Regions from separate parts of the Mus musculus genome. Here region 2 is linked to region 1. The links are chromatin loops, found by intact Hi-C in ENCODE. Cell type or tissue: left cerebral cortex. All regions are shown on one strand.

Region 1 (2,500 bases):
GCATCATGGCTGAGGGCTTGGGGTGAGGTAAACTAGTTCACATCCTTGTGTCTGGGAAGCATAGAAGAGACAGGGAAGAGCTGGAGACAAGATCTATATTTCTAGGGCACCCCCCCCCAGTGGTACACTTCTTCTAACTAGGCCCCCGCCTTCCATGCCCATCACCTCTAATTGTTCACGCAAATGGTGACTCCACCAGAGGACAAATTCTCTTAGGAAGCCAGAGCCCCTGGAATCCAACTACGTTCTCAAAGACCTTTGGAATGCTGCTGCAATAGGGATTGGACCTTCAGCACATGGGCTTTCTGGGGGAAGACCCAAACCAGAACTATAAAACAGTGTTGAAGCCTTTAGTAAGGTTCAGAAGGCTCCCCCTTCTTGAAGATGCCAATGCTGTACTGAGGGCAGTGAGTTAACTCTGATGGGAGTCATCTCAGACAGGATGCTCAAGATGTGAGCTCAGCTCCCTTCTTCCCTCCTCCCAGGTGACTGGTGTCCTGCAGCTCTCATCTTGTGTGTTGTATATCTCTACCTCATCCTTGAAGGGACAATGACATACAAAGCCTACCCAGGTTGTCCAGGATCCCCCTTTCATAGCTAGAACTTCATCACATATGCAAGTCCCCCACTCCCCTTTTCAAAAAAGAGTAACACTTATAACCTAGGCCTGGATTGCTGAAGGCCATTATACATTATGAGGTGGGTTTTAGAAGCAGGGTCTGGACATGTGATTGGAAACTCCCCTCTCTGGATAAGCACACAAAAAACCTGGAACCCCCAGGAGAAGTCATGTGACGGCAGTTCTGGGTAACTGAGTACCTGGCAAGTCGTCACCCAGCAGATGACAAGAATGGACATGCGCGTTGGTATTGTGGGAGACACACTGGCTATTCTAACTCAGCACCCAGCAATCGTCACTGTGTGCCCATCTCCATAGTCACTTACCATTCTCAGTGCATGTTTGGATAGATCCTGCTGGGCCTTGAGGAATCCTCATTTGCTCCAGTAGACCAACGGGATTCCATCCTGAAGACCCATGAGATTCATCTAGGAGTTGAAGATGCCTGGTGGGTGCTGGAGTCTTCTGCCTGTCACACATTCTGACACAGTGTGGAGGGGGTGGAATTACTGGCATAAGTCAGAACAGTACAAATGATCTGAGCATGTTACCAAGTCTGAGCTCCCACAGACATCTGGTAACCCATAAAGGACAGAAGGTAGTGGGAACACACAGAACTACATATGCGTGTTTCTGGAAGACCTCTTTTTAGATACTCAGACGTTGTTCTAGAGTGTGAGATTGAGCAGGGAGACCTGATAGCTGTGGTTTATCAAGGATCCTGTGGTAAGGCCTGAGGCAAGCAGAAAGAGGAGGAAAAATGTCTGCAAGGACGAGATGAAGGGCATGGGCAGCTTCTGCATGGAGGTGCTCTCTTCTGGCTGAGCAGACCTCATAGTACCATTACCACACCTGTAAGATTGTCCTTAAGTAATGCCACATTCACAGGGATCAGGGCCTAGGATTTCAGTGTGCCTTTGGGAGAAAAAAAGTTGACAGGCAATGACTGTCCTTTCTATGGTGACCAACATACCCTAGGATGTTTGCTCAAAACTATCCCAGACAGCCCAAATCTTAAAACATTGGTCAGTCCCAAGCAACCTGGGAGAGTTACCAGGCACCACCACATCCCCATCATGTCCCACACAATCTTCTTGCCTCAAGCCCCAGCCTAAGACAGGACCCACAACTCTGTGCTTGTTCTGGTGGTTGCTGTTCTTGGTCTTCTTGCCAGGCAGTGTGTTAGCAAAACCTTCTGGATTAATTAAGTAGACTCTGGAGTCAAACAAGGTGACCTTGAATTCTGCCTGAGCCCCTGAACATTGAGGTCAGGGGCAGAGAGTAATGCTAACTTGTCCCTGATGACTGTCACTGTCTTGTCTTTGAAACAAGAGCAGTGCCTGAGTTTTGCAGCTGGGTTCTCAAGAGACTCAGACTTCCATCTGCATGGTGTCTGCATGGGACCTAAAGCAAAGCTTATTGTCACTATGACTATTGAAAAGTGTTGTCTGCCCTGCTATCCTAGACTGAGAAACAGGAGAGAGGAGGGGAAGGGAGGACTAGAGGGGAGGGAGGGAGGAAGGAGAAAAGAGAGGAGAATGCCAACACTTCCAGAGTACAAGCAGCCAGAGAGAGAAACACTAAAACCTTCTAAAAGCAGCAATGTACATCAGATGCTATGATAAGTTCTTGAAACTCCAAAGAGTGACATGTGTCCCCAGGATGCAGGGAGCTCATTCTGAGATCCACCACCACACAAGCAGCAGAAAATGATAGGGGTTTTTGTTGTCATTGAGGGCCGGACTGAACCCACTATGAAGAGTGGACAGGCACTTCTTAAGTATAAACATGATTTCTGGCTACTTCTCTCCAAACATGTAAACTATTGTGGCAGAAATGAATCATTTCAGCTCAGAGCACCTTTTTGCTTTTGATAAAGGA
Region 2 (2,500 bases), 83 kb before region 1:
AATGGAAGCTGCTGGGTTGGTTCTGCAATGGAGGAAAAGAAAACAGCCTCCTCATTCCTCAAAGACAGAGCTGTCCCAGGAACAGGAATCCAGCCCCCACAGTGAGGCATGAATCTCAACTGTGAGGGCCTAGGGACACATTCCTGAAACAGACAGCGGTCCCGAACCACAGCGGTGAAAGTAACGATTACCAGGGGAGTCTGTCTGGCTCTGCTAGATGGTTCCAATCCAGCTTTACATCTAAAACTGTAGCTCATTAAATCTAAGCTGCCTATCGAGTATTAAGAAATATGATTGTTTCATTGAGGGGGAGGGAGAAAGTGAGAGATGTAGGGAGGAGGGAAGAAGGGAAGAGAAACAGAGGGCCAAGTCTGCCAGCTGGAACAGTAGGATGCCACTATTGGCTGTCCAGATGTTGTCTAGGCACTGCACCCCCCGGATTTGTTTGTTTGCCTGAGTGCCTTTGGCTACCCATTCCAGCTCCAGCTTTTGTCCCCAGTCCCCAGAAGCAGAGCAAGTGCCCAGCAGAGAGGAGGTGCCAGCCGGCAGCACTTCTCCAAGCCAGCTCCTCAGGGTTCCCTTCCCAAATCCCAAAGATGCTAGCACCACAGAGTAGCACCACGTCCCCTTCAGAGTCTGCACCCGAATCATTCCTTTATCATGGTTTATCTACATGCTATGGTCTTCCCACTAGAATACCGAGTGGTTTCTGTTTTTGCACTTAGCTAAGCTCCTGCATCATAACTTGTCTTTTAAAAATGTTAAATAAAACTCAGAATTGATGAAATCAATTCCTACCACAAGGAATTAATGGCCTTCAAGTTGGCAGTGCCCCTTGTCTACCCCACTGTGAACCTGGACACAGGGAGTAGATGCCAGGTTCAAGAGTGGGAGTGAGGGACAGACTGTGACCTCAATTCCTAAGCCCACGTTTGCCTTCTGGAGCAACTGGCTTCTCTGTTTGCGGGAGAAAGGACACTGTCACACTTCACAGCACATTGTCCTTATTGGATCTCTTTTCCTTCCAGGAAGTCCACATTGCTGGTCAACAATGGATTTGCCATTTCCGCAGCGTTGCTGATGGCATGCTCACTCCGGGCAGGAACCTTTGAGATGCTCATTGTGGGACGGTTCATCATGGGTGTGGATGGAGGTGAGATTTCACGAAATTGGGGGTGGGAGGTGGAGGCAGTGACACTCCCAGGGCTTGTCTAGAGTGGAGAGAGGTGCTTGGGACTGAGATAGACTTGGGAGATACCAAGATTTTAGCATCCCACAGAAAGTAGGGCAGCCAGGGGTGTTAAACCCTCCTCTACACAGTGTTCTAGTAACCAACCTGAGAAAACCAGGCTTGGTAGAGCTGAGTCACTGCCAAAGTCCCAGATGGTTTACAGTGTGCCATGCCACCCTCTGATGAATTCTTTATAAACTCTATACTCTAGGTGGTAAGCCGCAAGCTCGGCCAAGGATCCTGGGCTTCTAATTGCTCATTCTTCCATTCATTCATCATATATTAGAATACTGACTATGCCCTGTCTTCTGTGTACTGGGGAGGACCCTGCTGCTGGAGGCAGAAGGCATCTAATTAGGTACAAGTCCTAGGAAGCAAACAAGGTAGAGCAGAGGGTTAGTAAGGAGGTTTTTAGGAAAGCCAGTTAGGAGGATTGGGAAATGTGAGCAGAGATCAGAATGAATGGAGATTGAGAACTGACTGGAAATCTGAGGAATCAGGTTCTCAGGAGAAAGGAGAGTGGTCCTGAGGTTGAAGGTGGTTGGCATTTCAGAGGAAGAGTGAGGAGCCAAGTATCCTGGAGCTTTGTGTGAAGGTGAGTGTGGGAGCTGAGGCTGAAAGGGAACCAAGGCCACATGGTGCAGCCTACAGTTAGGAACAAGTGTTTGTGCTGAGAAGGGCAGGGCACGGATCAGTTCATCAGTGCCACCATGTCCATGAGCACTTGGATATGGAGTGTAGAGTAGATGCAGGAGTGGGGTCCGGAGGACCAGGGACAACCTGTGTGACAGACTGATTGTGTGGCAGGGCAGGCAGAGCAGAGTGGCCAAGCTCTGCCAAGGGAGTGAGGTTTACAGACTCAAATTACTACCACAGCAAACTGCTTTAGGCCTAACCCTGCAGATCTGCTGAGCAAAGACTCTCTAAGCCTCAGTATCACCAATCAGCTCTTCTTAGTTTGTGTTTTATTGCTGTGAAGAGACACCATGACCAAGACAACTCTTATAAAGGAAAACATTTAGTTGGGGTGGCTTACAATTTCAGAGGTTCAGTCCACTATCATCATGACAGGAAGCATGGCAGAGTATAGGCAGACACTGAGTGTAGGAGAAGCTGAGAGTTCTACATTGAGCACTAGGAGAGAGTCCTCAAAGCCCACCTCCACAATGACATACTTCTTCCAACAAGGCCACACCTCCTATTAGTGTCACTCCCTAAGGGCCACACATTCAAACACGTGAATCTAAGGGGGCCAAATGTATTCAAACC

What was found. Hi-C counts contacts between places; a loop is a spot of excess contacts. Peaks named below come from ENCODE experiments on the same cell type or tissue, not always from the same donor. Only the 100,000 strongest peaks of a DNase experiment are listed, where the experiment ranks them.
Region 2: a loop joins it to region 1, with 8 times the contacts of the local background. A loop is called at or near these places in 2 of 42 quality-filtered maps.

Annotation. Positions count from the first base shown.
Region 1 is chr5:38,355,806-38,358,305 of GRCm38, reverse strand. All of the region lies in intron 11 of Slc2a9 (solute carrier family 2 (facilitated glucose transporter), member 9), which reads left to right. Gm40290 (a long non-coding RNA gene) reads right to left here. Exons shown (of 3, transcript XR_868373.2): 1 at 946-2,500; 2 at 1-51. Among named protein-coding and RNA genes, the nearest start is that of Gm40290, 1.6 kb to the right of the region's middle. In left cerebral cortex, no CTCF peak of the experiment used is centred here; a DNase peak (open chromatin) is centred at 1,183.
Region 2 is chr5:38,439,303-38,441,802 of GRCm38, reverse strand. Slc2a9 (solute carrier family 2 (facilitated glucose transporter), member 9) reads left to right here. Exons shown (of 12, transcript NM_001102414.1): 4 at 1,029-1,153. Among named protein-coding and RNA genes, the nearest start is that of Slc2a9, 40 kb to the left of the region's middle. In left cerebral cortex, no CTCF peak of the experiment used is centred here; DNase peaks (open chromatin) are centred at 174, 449, 988 and 1,351.